Linked DNA regions of Homo sapiens: region 2 is linked to region 1. Evidence: chromatin loops called from intact Hi-C (ENCODE). Cell type or tissue: Calu3. All regions are shown on one strand.

Evidence for each region. A loop is a pair of places that touch in the nucleus more often than their neighbours do. Peaks named below come from ENCODE experiments on the same cell type or tissue, not always from the same donor. Only the 100,000 strongest peaks of a DNase experiment are listed, where the experiment ranks them.
Region 2: a loop joins it to region 1, with 13 times the contacts of the local background. A loop is called at or near these places in 3 of 110 quality-filtered maps.

What each region holds. Positions count from the first base shown.
Region 1 is chr5:141,037,494-141,045,493 of GRCh38, reverse strand. No RefSeq gene overlaps it. Among named protein-coding and RNA genes, the nearest start is that of PCDHB1, 9.9 kb to the left of the region's middle. RefSeq lists enhancers at 3,475-4,878, 4,074-5,008. In Calu3, CTCF peaks have their summits at 4,121 (motif pointing right) and 5,107 (motif pointing right); DNase peaks (open chromatin) are centred at 4,203, 4,563 and 5,213.
Region 2 is chr5:140,782,549-140,790,548 of GRCh38, reverse strand. It overlaps PCDHA1 (protocadherin alpha 1), which reads right to left and starts at 4,409. Exons shown (of 4, transcript NM_018900.4): 1 at 1,865-4,409. The coding sequence starts at 4,258. It also overlaps PCDHA@. In Calu3, no CTCF peak of the experiment used is centred here; a DNase peak (open chromatin) is centred at 4,428.

The DNA of each region.
Region 1 (8,000 bases):
AAACTAATACACAGAGTGAAGCAAGTTGTGCTTGCATAATTGGGCTTGTCCTTTTGCTCTTCTGCTACTTTCATAAGAACATTCTCTGGATAGTCTATTGATAAAAGAGTGATGAAAGACACGTGGAACAGCACTGGACACAACCTACATATTGAAGCGGAGCATGGCTGATCTCAGCCTAAATCTTCTGACCCCAAGATGCATCAATGGGAATCAATGTTGCTTTGAGCTACTAATTTTTGAAGTATTTTGTTGCACTACATTCTATGACAATAGCTAACCTATGTAATATGTAAACATTTTATTTTGGCATAGTTAGCTGTAGACATTATGATATCATTCCTAAATATCTCAACAGGTACCTCTTACAAACAGGGACAGTATCCTTCATAACCTCAATACAAATTATCACACTCAGGAAGTTTAACATGAATACAGTGCTATTATCTAATACATACTTCATATTCTAATTTCCCCAGTTGTTCCAAGTATGTTCTTTGTGCTGGTTTTTTTTTTTTAATGTAGGATACAATCAAGGATTGCACATTGATTTTAGTTGTTATGTTTCTCTAGTTTACTTTAAACTGAAACAGGGAAAACATTTTTATGATGCTGTTTTTTAATGACACTAACTTCTTTTTCATGACACCGCTGTTTTTATTTAGTTAGTTATTTATTAAAAAAACTTTTATTGTAGGTTCAGGGGTACATGTGCCGTTTTATTATACGGGTAAACTCATGTCATAGGGGTTTGTTGTACAGATTATTTCATCATTCAGGTACTAAGCCTGGTACCCAATAGTTATTTTCTCTCATCCTCTCTCTCTTCCCACCCTCTACCCTCAAGTAGGCTCCAGTCTCTATTCTCCCTCTTTAGGTCCATGAGTTCTCATCATTTAGCTCCCACTTATACATGAGAACATGCAGTATTTGGTTTTCTGTTCCTACATTAGTTTGCTAGAGATAATAGCATCCAGCTCCATCCATGTTGCCATAAAAGACATGATCTGGTTCTTCTTTATAGCTGCATAGTAGTCCATGGTGTATATGTACCACATTTTCTTTATTCAATCTGTTATTGATGGGCATTTAGGTTGATTCCATGCCTTTGCTATTGTGAATAGTGCTGCAATGAACATTTGTGTGCATGTGTCTGTATGGTAAAATGATGTATATTTCTTTGGGTATATAGCCACTAATGGGATTGCTGGGTCAAATGGTAGTTCTGATTTTAGCTCTTTGAGGAATCACCACATTGCTTTCCACAATGGTTGAACTAATTTACACTCCTACCAACAGTGTATAAGTGCTCCCTTTTCTCTGACACTTCATCAGCATCTGTTATTTTTTTACTTTTTAATAATAGCCATTCTGACTGGTTTGAGAGGGTATCTCATTGTGGTTTTAATTTGCATTTCTCTAATGATCGACACTGATGTTTTTAAAGAGTTGTTTTACAGTATATCCCTCAATTTGGAATTTTTTGTTGTGTTTACCCTTGGTTAGATTGAGGTTAAATATTTTTGCAAAAATACCACATAAGTGATATTGTGTTCTTCTCAATGTATCACATCAGAGGGCATATGATGTCATTTTATTCCATCACTGGTGATATTAAGTTTGGCAATTTGGTTATAAAATGGTGTCCATCAAATTTTTCAGTTGGATAGGTACCTTTTAATTCTTTTTATAATTAATTAGTGATCTGTGGAGAGATTTGAAACTACGAGGATATGCTATTCCCAAAACAATTTTATTAACCATTGATTTCCAACATCCATGAATGATCCTTGCCTTGAATAAATACATATTTGTATATATATATATAGTATAAGTGTATGTGCATACGTATATCTATATGGGATCATGAGACTTACACTTTCAATACATTAATACAGATATCTTTATTTTCCTCCCCTACTTCATATTTTGTATTTTCCTTGTCCCAAAGTGAGAAGCCTTAGTTCACAACAGCATCAATATATTTACCCATCAAAATAAATCTCAAGATATACATTAAAGAATTTTGGAATTATTACACTATTACCTAAGTGCTAATTAACTTTTTTGAAAATCCACTCAGGGAGGCAAGAGAAATGTACTTAGTCGCATATTGAATAACAAATTCTTTTTACCCAATGTTCTTTCCTTTAAGACTCTACATTTTCTGCTTATAAAATTAGTTTAGATCAAAATTGATTCTAACATTAATGTAAAATGTATTGTTTATTTTTATTCATCTTTAAGTCATAGGTTTAAATGTTTCTGAAATTGTTCTGATGATAATTTTTTCACTATTTTCAACTTCTTTTAGAAAAAAAATACCTTAACTAAAATATTGGAGCATCTCTTCTGATTTGTTGCTTCTACTATTGTACCCAAAGTTCAGGTAGTTTTAAAATTTTAATATTGATAATATTTATTGTAATAGTAATTTTAACAGGCAGGTTAATATTTGGGGTCACCTCTAATTTTCATTCATATATACCTTTTAAGCCTGAAAAAAAAAGTCTATTTTTAGGAGTAGGTGTATTTTGAAACATTGAGGTCACACCTGCAGTTGTAAACTTTAGTACTATTTTAAAATTTTATTCTTCCATTGTGTCTTTTCATGCTTTTAAGGTTTCTTATTCATATTAGCAGAAACAGGATGCTTTGGTGGATAGAAGTCCTTTTTAGGCAGCTCAGTTTATTGCAGCTGCTCTTGATCTCCCATCTGTTGCTTTAAATGAGAATGCCTCTTATTGCTCAACCTGTGCATGTGCGTATAAAGTTTCCTTCTCCCACAGTAACACAAGAAGCCATAATATAAACCAATACCACTTATAGACTGGATTTGTAGTACACTCTTGTTTAAAACAGATGTCTTTCATCTTCTTACTATTCATGCTTTTTTTCATATTGGTAGAACAGGCTATGGATGTCTTTCCAGGAAATCTGACAAGTGTTTGGAAACGTCTCAATTTAATCAAATAGAGACTATATTAGAGTGATAATTCTTTCCCTTGATAAGCACTTATCAATTTCTCCTTTTTATAGAAAATTCAGTTAACACCAAAATCAGTACCTACATTTTTATTGAAATTAATATCTATTCAACAAAATTTTGTTTTAAACCTTAAAACAGAAATGGTAACTTTTATGTTAAGTAACTATGCTATTATATTTTTATTCTATGTTAAGACCCATAGAAGAGTAAATGAGAAAATAGCTATAAGAAAAGGAAATACTAACTGGGCTGGTTGACTTATAAAACCAAATGTGCCCTGGGATGGGTCTTTTTTCTGAGAGTGGTAAGATTGTTTGCTTGGGAAAGAATTTTATTTCACTCTCAACTTGCTAGAATTGATTTTACACTGTAACCCATACACCTGAACATACAGTAAGACTCTGAAACAACACTTGAACAAGGTATTTCCCCTATTTTTTCTTGCTATTTATCAAGATCTGTACTTACAAAGCAACTTAAGGTTTCCTCCTCTGAAGCTGGATGTATGTAATTCACAGTAACTTAATCATCACTGTGTAAAATAGTGTAAATAATATACACAGACTAAAAGTAATAAACATACCATAAATTTTCTGTATTTTTAGCACTCTGATAGTTTATGTATTAGGCTTGGAAAAAATAAAAAACAAGAGTTTTCATCCTAGAATTCCCACCACCTCTTACCAATTCCTAAATATAGTCACACTTTTCATCTTCCAGAAACTGAGATCAGAGTAGCACTCTCGGCTAAGCTTCCTGGAATATTTTTGGCTAACAACATAGTGCTTCCTTAGTATTTCTTTCAGTAAAATATACCCTGTGGAAGTTTTAGTAAATATTTCTAAATACCTATATATACAGATACTTTAAAAATACCTATTTGATTACAAGATGTGTTGGAAAAAATGCTTGGAGAAATTTAAACATATTCGTAAATTATTTTGAGTAGAAGCGAGAGATCACTCTGAAAATTCTAAATTTTTCCATTTCTCTTTAAAAATAGGCAGATCTCTCAAAAAAACCACTTCCTGACGCCCCAAATCTTCAATTTGTGTCTTTTAAGTTTTAAGTCTTAATCCAAAGAACCCTTTACACTTTATCAATAGCATTTTCCTCATCTGCCACCAGGTGGCAGGTGGATCCACTTTTCGGAACGCGACCCCGACCCCGCCCTACCGGAAGCTGTCATGTAAAGGAAATCTCTCTGGCCACGCCCAGAGTTCAGCACCATGGCCACGGACAGCGACACCGCCCAGTTCGGTCCCATGACTCGCTGCAGAGATTTTCACCACACAAAGGAAATGGCCAATCCCAACTGGTTCCAAGGGTCGCGTGACTGGCTAATTTACAATGCCAGAGGTGGAGGGGGGTAGGAACCCCTTGTTTTGGGATTTTTAGCCTGGAGGAGGAACAGACTGATATTAAATAATACACCATATTGCAAAATCCTGTGGTTGTTTTTCTCTCTCTACTCTCCAGAATCTCAGTGACTCGTAAATGCTGTCTTGCTGTACAGGGTAAAGGGGCTAGATTACCCAACCTCCGTGTGTTGGTTTATTCCGACAAAATGCGTAAGACAGCAAAGGCGGTACAAAAGTCAGTGTGCGTTATGGCGGCCAATACCTCGGCTTGCACAAAGCTGCCTGTCAGCTTTCCTAAGACACCAGCACTGGGACGGACTACATTTGCTTTTTCTCGATTTCCAATTAATTAATCTCGGAAACACAAACAGCAGCTGATTTTTTTGTTGTTGTTGTTCGCTTGAAATTACTATTTAAGGCAAAGACACTGGAGTGAAACACGAGTGTGTTCTAGAAGTAATGGTTTAGTTGTTATCTTCAGTTGCTTAGCGACTAATTAGACAAGAAGAGAACTTGTGGGTGGGGATTATTTGCGTTTTAGAACGGCAGAAACCAGGGGCAAATGAAAATGAGTTCAGGGGCTAGCGTTTAGAATCAATCTAATTAAATCTCAGTGCTGGGGAAGTAAGCAGCGCTAAAGAGGAACAGTAGGCAGTTAAGGTTCACAGGTGGGTTAAATTAAGCCGAGTTTTTGTTGTAATTTTTCCGTACCATATGGATTGCTTTCTCATTCCCCGTTGTTTTGGCGGCGACAAATTCGGATCTTTAACCAGCAGAGGGCGAGTCGACTGCATTTTTCAGCCCTCAGACACTCCCTCTTCCTCCCTTCTCTGCCCCTGGGAAATTAATTTACTAAGCTCTTCAAATACAGACGAAGCTGAGGAAGGTGTTGTGGAAGGCGAGCAGCGCGCAGGACTTGGCAGAGTGCCCGCCCTGTCAGCCTTGGATGTGTGGCTGCACCGCACTCCTGACGACACGGATCTCCTTGCTTGGGGCTGCAGAGGGGATTGCAGGGGTTGTTGCAGTAGGAAGCGGGGATGAAAAGCACCCCCATGCCCAGACGCCATAGATATTTAGGATCACTAGCTTCAGAGAACTGAGAGGGCCAGAGGTAGCCTAATAAAATGAATGTAAACCATGAAGTTGGAAAAGAGGAAAGAAACCGTTTACGTCTCAGGGCCAATACTCAGTGAGCTGGAACAATAACCAAAAGGGAGGGGCTCTGCTCTGGCTTTGCCTTTCTGGGAAGAAAAATTGGAGGATGAGGAGTAGGGAAAGGGAGAAGATGAGGGCAAAGACTAAAAGTTTGGCTGAGTCATCTTTAAAAGACAAGCAAAGCAAGCCAGCCCAAGGGAAGAGACAATGAAAGCAAGCCTGCCAGAATGCATTGCAGAGCAATAAAGCATGCTGTACAAAGTTAATTTATTGTTGGGCGGAGCCCTCCTCATTCTGGAGGGGCATACCACTTGCTCCAGAGGGATGATTTACTTTGTATTGTAAGACTTTGTAGAATCCCCCTGGCAGGCAGCCAGAACTCCCATTAATTCAGCATGTCCTTTCTCCTTCACATATTTATGTCTCAGAATTCGTCTAACTCGGTTTCAAACTAGTAAAATTAATTTTTTCTGGAGGCACTAAACTAAATTTTATGCAGTATTGCATTTTCTCTCCTTCAGTCATTAAATTTCTGTAGTGCTTGTGTTTAAAGGACACCATTTTATTAATAAATTCAATTCATAAGATAGTATTATATTCCCTTGGAGTTGGTATTGGAGAGGACAACAGTAAGATATCTTAAGATAGATCAACACTTTTCAGAATGCATGATTTGACTCACAGTTTCATGGCCAATTTTACAGATAAATTGCACTGTCATGGTGTTTTGCAGCACACCTGTGTTTCTGTAGCATTTCCCCTGTAAAAGAGCACTTGTAAATTTCCAGTGCATACACCCAAAATTTATTCATGTTGTTTCAAGATCCAAACAAGTGCCTAGTAGTATTGGCTAATATAATCTCCCCATAGAAACAAGAATTATCTTTTTAAAACCTAAGTACTAAGTCAGTGAGCAGGCACTTAATGAAAGAGAATATCCAAATAGCCAATAAGCATATGAAAAGGTTTACAACATCCTTAACTGTTAAAGAAATGGAAATTTAAGCCACAACTAAAAGCCTGTATCCATCCAAGAGCATGGCTAAATAAATAAATAATAAAAGCTGACATTTTCAAGCCTTGGAAAGGATGAAGCAACTCCAACTATCACACAGTACTGGTGGAGTGTAAATTGTTACAATCACTCTGAAAAGCTGGCAGCAATTTACTAAAGTTCAATAAAACATACCCGTAGATATGCACTCTTAGGTATACATCCAACAGAAATGCCTACGTGTATGTACAAAAAGACATAGACAAGAATGTTCATCATAGCTCAAACCTGGAAGCAATCCAAATGGATAAAGATGTTGTTGTTGCCATATACAGTAACATACACAGCAATGACAATTTTTTAAAAACTACTACATGCAACAATATGTATCAGCCTCACAGACATAATGCAATGTTTAGCAGGAAAAAAATCAGAAACAAATTTTTCTATGATTCTATTAATTTAAAGCTCAATAATTGTATAAACTACCCTAAGATGATTAAAGTGAGGATAGTGGTTGCCTCGATGGAGATAAAGACTGGAATGGGGAATGAGGGAGACTTCAGGATTTGGTAATATTCTATTTCTTGACATGAGTGTATTCACTGCAAAAATCTATTAAACTGCACACTATGATTTGTGCATATTAAGTATGGTATATTGCAATAAAAATATACTAAAAAATTTTACTGATGCAAATTGTATGTATTTATGGAGTACATGTGATAGTTTGTTTAAAAGACATAAGACAGATTATGTTGCACCCATGCTTAAAACAATTCAATGTCTTCCCATTGCATTGAGAGTAAAATCTAGATTCCTTAATATGGCCTACAAGGCCCTGCATAAACAAATCCTATCTAAATTTCCAATCTTATTAACCACTTCCTCCCTCAATTACCACACTTCAATTGCCCTGACCTTCCAACAGTTCCTAGAACATTAATCAATCTCTTTTCAGTCTTGGGGTCCTTGAGCTTGCTGTTTTCTTTACCTGGAGTGGGTTATCACCAGCTCTTTGCATGACATGTTCCTTCTAATATGTCAACTCAGATTAATGACGTCTCTTTAAAGAAGCTTTCCTTGACTCCCATCTAAAATCTCTGGGTTATTTTTCTATTTGCTGCCGTGACAAATTGTCACAATGTTAATTTCCCCTTGCTATGTAATATATTCACAGGCGTCAGGACTAGGATGTAGGCATCTTTGAGGGGGACATTATTCTACCTGCCACAGTGCACTTCTTTTATTGATTATAACATTATGCTTATTTTGGTAGAGCACTAATCACAATTTTAAATAACTTTATATATATTTGTTTACTTGTTCACTGTCTAACTTCTCCACTCTAATGTAAATTCTAGTGAGAGCAGAGACCGTATCTGTCCTGTTCTCTTCTGTTTTCCTGGTGCTTAGCATGATAATTGGTACATTGTAGGGGTTCAGTAGGAATTTGTGGAAATAATAAGTAAATTATAAAAATTTAGACTCTGCTTTGATA
Region 2 (8,000 bases), 250 kb after region 1:
CTTGCCAAAAGGCTGAGTACGATAATATATTAAAAGTTACAGAACATGTTTACAGCCTATTTTTTACAATACTCTAAGCAACAACTCTGTATCAACTCAAATCTCTGGAAACTTAACTAGCAAATTATATTAATTTCTCATAGAATGTCTTCACAAGGGGACATTCATGTATGTTTGAAAGTTTGACAAACAAAAATATATTCATTTAATATTTAAGTAACTTCAGAAGCAAACATAGGAAATAAAATTTAACATTATGCCCTTGACTGAATGACTACCAAATACAATGATGTCTACATCAAGGATATTTCCGTGGGTTTTGCAAAACTGCTATAAAACGTGCTGCCCAGTATATTTCTCAACCTTTACACAATCATCAGTAATCAAATCTTCCTTGATTTTGTAGCAGGAAGAGGCTATTTTTTCTCTCTTGAAGAAATGGTATAGAGAATTTCCTTTTATTGTTATTTTTTCATACTTCTATATTGACTTACAGGAAGGTAAGTATTGGGATTTTCACTCAGCCTAGGCTTGATTTTTGAAATAATGACTCCCACCTTTCTCTTGATCTTTTACTTTGACCTTAAGCAGATTTTTTAATAATTTGCTTTCACAAATTTCTTCCACTGTAAGCCACCTTAAACATTTTAGGAAAGGTAAAGAACTGTATTAACAGCAAGCAAGTTTTTGGATATCCTCGGGAAATTTGAAGAAAACTTAGTAATAATACTGAACTTAGGTTTTGCGAGCCTCAGCACCTTTATCCACAAAATGTGACGAAAGTCTTCACTTCATAAAATCGTTGGAAGGATCGAATGAGCTAAAAAAGTAAAGGGTTTTAGAACATTTGTGAGTGAATGGGAGGAATGGGAGGTGCTTAATAAGTGTTTCCTAACTGGATCCCCGAAATAGCAAATACATGCAATGCTAAGCCTTCTAGACCCAGGGGAATTCAAGGTTAATGGCATCAGGAAATTGTTCACAATGACAATGAAGTCGTGGTTGTATGTTTTCATAAAGAAATTAAACAAATCGCCCAATAAATGGTGTTTTTTGTTTGTTTGGTTGGTCGGTTTTGGTTTGTTTTTGTTTTTGTTTTGACAGAGTCTCACTCTGTCGCCCAGGTTAGAGTGCAATGGTGCGACTTCGGTTCACTACAACCTCTGCCTCCCGGGTTCAAGCGATTCTCCTGCCTCAGCCTCCCCATTAGCTGGGATTACAGGCGCCCACCACCAGGCCTGGCCAATGTTTTTGTATTTTTAGTTGAGACGGGGTTTCACCATGTTGTCCAGGCTAGTCTCAAACTCCTGATCTCAGGTGATACGCCCTCCTCGGCCTCCCAAAGTTTTGGGATTACAGGCATAAGCCACCGCCCCCAGCCAATAAATGTATTTTAAATTACGTTTGCTTAAAACTTCAGTTTATTGTTCACTTTGAAACTTAGCCACGTAAAGGGAAGGCAGATGATTTCTGTAACTTTGTCAAGAATTGTTTGTCCGGGGCTTGACATTTCACCAGAAAAGATAACATAATAAGTTACCCCGAATATGTCACTGTTATTTTACTACATTGAGATATTGTGTTAAATATGACCAACATTACCTTTTATTGTACCTTGTATTGTAGCTTTTTTAACCTGCCATTTAAATCAAGAAATACGACAATTTGTCCCTACATTTTTCTTTGCTTTCTAGTTCCATTCAAGACAAAACTGCCATTAATAGGATATCTACATTCAATGGTATGATTTATTTCAACGTTAGTGAACACCTTGAAGACATTTTTTAAAGTGATATTTGAAAAGATGATTAGACAAGTTAAATATGAAAAATATTTAAAGCCAAAACTCGAAAGTTGGACTTACATTACCAGAAAGATCCAAATTTGCTTCTGGTTGTTCATTTCTTTCTGACGTGTTAAGACTTGGAGATAGGCCTGGGCTGAAGGCCATGAGGTCGGTCTTGGGTGGGCCCTCGCTAGAGCACACCCTCTGCCGCCTCTGCTGTGAGTTCGACCAGCTCCCCAACGCGCTGGAGCACACCAGAGTGGGCTTGCCCGGCACATACGCACCCTCAGTGGGCGGCACTGAGCACCGCAGCGCCGTGTACAGCAGCAGTGTGAGCACCAGCAGGCTGGACACCGCGCAGATGGCGATGATCAGGTACACGTTGACATCCACCAGCGCCGCCTCTGGGCCCGCGACACCCACCGACGCCCGCGAAGACGCCTTTGGCGCCTGGCCGCTCTCCACCAGAGATACAAGCACAGTGGCCGTGGCTGTCAGCGCCGGCTCACCGTGATCCTTCACTAGCACCAGAAGGCGGTAGCGCGACAAGTCAGCCTCGTCCAGGACACGAGTCGTGCTGATCTCGCCCGTGTACAGCCCCACGCGGAACGGGATGCGCGCGCCGCCTGCTGCCGGCTGCAGTTCATAGGACAGCCACGCGTTGTAGCCCGAGTCGGCGTCCACTGCGCGCACCTTCGCCACCACATGACCCGCACCCACCAATCGCGGCACCAGCTCACTGACTGCACCAATAGTGCCACCCACTCGAGGCGCCAGCAGCGCCGGCGCGTTGTCGTTCTCGTCCAGCACGAACACCTGCAGCGTCACGTTGCTGCCCAGAGGCGGCACGCCCGCATCCCGCGCGCTCACCTGGAACTGCAGCAGCTCCAGCTCCTCGTGGTCCAGGGGCTGCAGTGCGTACACCTTGCCGCTCTCCGCGTGCACTGACACGTAGTTCGACAGCGCGCGCTCGCCCACCCGCCGTTCCACCAGCGAATAGGACACCAGCGCGTTCTCCTGCGCGTCCGCGTCCCGCGCAGACACCGTGAAGATGTGGCAGCCCGGCGGGTTGTTCTCCTTCACGAATACTGTGTACTCGGGCTGCGCGAACGCAGGCGCGTTGTCATTCACGTCGGCCACCTCCACGGACACCCTGGCCGTGGCCCACAGCGAAGGCGAGCCCCCGTCCCGCGCGGTCACCACCAGCTCATAGACCGACAGGCTCTCGCGATCCAGGGCGCTGTCCAACACCAACGAGTAGTAATTCTTGAAGGTGGACACCAGCTTGAAGGGGACGTGGGGCATTAAGGAGCAAGTCACCTGCCCGTTGGCACCTGAGTCACGGTCAGACACGGTGATGAGGGCGATGACGGTGCTGAGTGGAGCGTCCTCTCTGATAGGCAAATACAATGAAGTGACCGCCAGTTCTGGAGCATTATCATTTACATCCAGCACTTTCACCAAAACCTTACAGTGATTTGACATCGGAGGACTTCCTTTATCAACTGCCTTTACTTGAATTTCGTAGGATTTTGTTTCTTCATAATCCAGTTTATCAATTAACCTAATTTCTCCTGAGCTGGAATCAACTTTGAATTTTTCTTGAATGTCACGAGAAATACCACTGTCAAAGGAAAAGACGACTTCACCATTTACACCTTCGTCAGCATCAGAGGCATTTAATGTGGTCACTAATGTTCCATTTGCTGTAGTCTCTAACAAGTGGACTCTGTATACGGCCTGGTCAAACAGTGGGGCGTTATCATTAACGTCGAGGACGGTGATCAGCAGCTCAACTGTACCTTGCAGCTCCGGTTTGCCCCCATCAGTGGCAGTCAGTAATAAGTGAAGTTCTGGTGTTTCTTCTCTATCCAAATATTTTCTCAATTCAAGCCAAAGAGATTTACTCAGTTCATCACTTGCCTCTACATCCAAAGAGAAATAATCACTCGGGCTGAGCGTGTACGTTAGAAGAGCGTTAGCACCAATGTCTGCATCAGCAGCTCCTTCTATCGGAAAACGCGAATTCAGGAGTCTAGATTCAGGAATAAATATTATTTGTTCTCTGCCCCTGAAGACGGGTGGATTATCGTTAATGTCTTTCACCTTCACCTCCACATGGAAAACCTGCAGCGGCCTGTCGGCGATCAACTCCAGGTGGATGCTGCACTCCGCGCTCCACTGGCACAGCTCCTCGCGATCGATCCGAGAATTCACAAACAAAATGCCATTCTGCAGATTTACCTCCAGAAGGTCCCTGTGTGTTTTGGACGCCACCCGGAACAGGCGAGGCACCAGCTCCGCCAGCTCCAGTCCCAGGTCCTGAGCAACGCGGCCAACGAAGGTGCCGTGTTTGGCTTCCTCCGGGATCGAGTAGTGGAGCTGGCCGCTCCCCACCTCCCAGGCTGCGAGGAGCAGAAGCCAAAGAAGCAGATCCCGGGCTCCCAGGCCCCCTCTCCTAGAAAACACCATTGCAAAAGGACTACACCTTTCTTATGCTCTCCTCTTACTTCAAAATCATGCCATTTTATCTAATATTTCCAATCATTTATCTCTTTACCGTTTCTGTCTTCTCTCAGGCGGTGACAAAATGGAGCTTCCTCCTTCACTTTTAGTGATCAGTAGCTCCCTTCTATTGACAAGACTTTGTGGTGTACAGCGACATCATGTGGCCAATGTAAATTTTAGATCCATTCGTTGATTTTCAAAATGCAATCTATATCCGTCTGCAATTTGTTAAATGCAATCATTTTCAATTTTATGTCCTTTTAAGACCCAGAACATTTCAAATCTCATTGGAGAGTGTGTAATCCAGTATTTTCTTTTAGTAATGATTACAAACATATTACAATTGAATTAGAAACTTTAAGATCTACTTAACCTCTCCTTACATCATTTTATTTAAAACGATTTATCAGCTTATATATTTTTATTATTAAATATTTGCAACTGAATGTCAAAGTTTTAAAATAAGGTAGTTTGACTGATATGATTCACCTTATTCTAGGATAGCTTGGGTGTTTTTTTTTAAATGATATTATACACACACACGTACATATGCACATGTATATATAGTTATCAGGTACTTACAGATGACATTTTTGGAAAATTTCTGAACACATGTAAAATTCCTTTAATGTGGTATGAACAACTTCATCATTTTCTGATACTTTAACTGTTAGAATAAAGATATTTGTGACATTTTCCCTTGTTGTTATATAACATAATGACCTAAGTATTGAACTTATAACTCTGACTTCCAAAACTCAGTATTCCTAATTGAATCGGTGTCCACTAGATCTTTTATTCCTATGTTAAATTTTCATCCATGCTTTTTTCTTATCAAGACCAAACATTGTCATATTACAACAAAAATCATATGGATATTGAATCGCAATATCAGAGACACGTACTGAGAATCTTTATATAATCCATAGTCAAAAGAAAAATGTAAATCTTATGCAAAGATATATTTAAAAAATAATTTGAGAATAACCTACCTATTAATAAACCTCTCTTTCAATTTCAGTCCAATTCATAATCAGAATCCCATAGCTACATCTTAGTTTGACTAAGAAATGTGATCAGAATAAGCTATCACTAGTTTTTTTTTAAAGGAATGGCCATAATGTTTATATTTTAAGTACTAAGAATAGTTAAGGACATTAATGTGAATAAGGATTATTTAATCCAGTATGTCTTCATAATCAGAAAGCCTAAATCCTTGTTTACTTGATAATTAAGATATAGACAAAACATGGAGCTATTTTATTTTTAACAAGCAGTTTATATATTTTAACAGTTCAATGTAGTAATTACTTTATTACAAAAGATAGAGCAACATAAGATACATGAATATTCTCTTAGTCTAAAAGTGAAGCAAACTTTAAACTTGGAAACATTCTAAAGGTTAGCAGATTTAGAGAACATTGTCAACATTTGGAAGTGCAAAATACTTTAAAGTGTTATAAATTTTGAAGACTGACACAGTGGTGAAATCTCTGGGTTTTTGCCTTATCTATTCCAGACTTGGACCAGAAGAAGCCAACAACCAGAAACATTATTGGGTACTGATGCAAAAAGCTCAAAAAAAAAAGCATGCTTTCTCTAGACAAAGGACCAGGAAATAGGCAGCCTAGCAAGACAAAAAGCTCCTAGATAATCATTTACTCCAGGTAATCACCACAGAAAAAAACTGTGGCCCCACACCAGCAAAAGTTGAGTGGGGAATCTAGATTAACGCTCTTGCAAAGCTGTTAATGAGGAATCCCAATACTTCTGGTGGTATCAGATCAGGCCAAAAAATGAAACTGAGACTTTCATTCCCCCAACTGCTAGCAAGCTCCACAGTTGTGGTATCAGAGGAGACCATGTGGACAGCCTGGACTGTGCAGAAAATAACACGGTGCCACCTCCCCCTCTCTGCTGGGGTGGTGCATTAGTCCATTTTGCATTGCTATAAAGGAATACCTGAGGCGGGTAATCTATAAAGAAAAGAGGTTTATTTGGCTCACGGTTCTCCAGGCTACGTAAGAAGCATAGTGCCAGCATCTGCCTTTGGTGAGGGCCTCTGGAAGCTTCCAATCACAACTGATAGCAAAGGGGGAGCCAGCATAGCTCATGGTAAGAGAGAGAGAAAACAAGAGAGAGAGGGAGGAGGTGCCACACTCTTAAAAAATATATATCATGTGAACTCATAGAGTGGTAACTCACTCATTACCAAGCACCAAGCCATTCATGAGGAATCCGCCCCCATGACACAAACACCCACAACTAGGTTCACCTCCAACATTGGAGATCACTTTTCAACAAGAGATTCGGAGGAGCCAAATATCCAAACCATATCATTCCACCCCAGCCCTCCAAATCTCATGTCCTTCTCACATTGCATAATCCAATCATTCCTTACCAATAGTTCTCCCAAAGTCTTAACTTGTTCCAGCACCAACTCAATCAAAAGTCCCAAGTCCCATCTGAGACTCAAGGCAAGTTCCTTCTACCTAAGAGCCTGTAAGATTTAAAAAAAAAAAAAAGATACAATGGTGGTACAGGCATTGCATTGGGTAAACATTTCCATTCTAAAAGGGAGAAAACAGCCAAAAGAAAGGAACAGGCCCCACACAAATCTGAAACCACACAGGGCAGACATTAAATCTTAAAGCTCCAAAATAATTATTGACCCCATGTCCTGCATCCAGGGCATACTGGTGCACAGAGCAGACTCCTAAGGCATTGAGCAGCCCCACCTCCATGCCTTTGTAGGGTGCAACACCCATGGCTGATATCATGGCTTGGAATTGAATGCCTGCAGCTTCTCCAGGCTCAGGGTGCAAGCTGCTGGTGGCATTCTCATATTATTCTCGGATCTAGAGGATAGCGGCCCCCTTCCCACAGCTCCATTAGAAAGTATGCTGGTGAAAACTCGGTGGGAGAGCTCCAGCTCCACATTTCTCCTGGGAATTGCTCTAGTAGAAGTTCTTTACAGGAGCTCCACCCTATGGCAGGCTTCTGCCTAGGCATCCAGGCTTTCTGATACATCCTCTGAAATCTAGGTGGAAGCTGCCAAGCCTCCTTCACACTTGCATTCTGTGCGCCTACAGGCTTAACACCATGTGGAAACCATCAAGGTTTATGGTGGCCTGCACTCTCCAGCGCAGTGGCCAGAGCTGTACCTGTGGCCTGTACCTGTACCAGCTGGAGCCAAGGCAGTCAGGATCCTGGGAGCAGTGTCCCAAGGCTTCACATGCCAGCAGGGCCTTGGGCCTGGTCCTCAAACTCATTCTCTCCTCCTAGGTCTCTGGATCTGTGATGGGAGGGACTACCTGGAAGATTTCTGAAATGGCTTAGAGGCCTTTTCCCCATTATCTTAGGTATTAGCACTTGCCTCCCTTTTAGTCATGCTAATCTCCATGGCAAGTGGTTTCTCTGTAGCCCTCTTGAATCTATTTCCTGAAAATGCTTTTTCCTTCTGTTACTACGTGGCCAGGTTGTGACTTGTCCAAATTTTTACACTCCACTTCACTTTTAAATATAAGTTCCAACTTTAAGTCATTTATTTGCTCCCATATCTAATCATAGGTTGTTAGAAGCAGCCATGACACATCTTGAATGCTTCACTGCTTAGAAATTTCTTCCACCTGGCTGGGCGCAGTGGCTTATGCCTGTAATCCCAGCACTTTGGGAAGCCGAGGTGGGTGGATCACGAGGTCAGGAG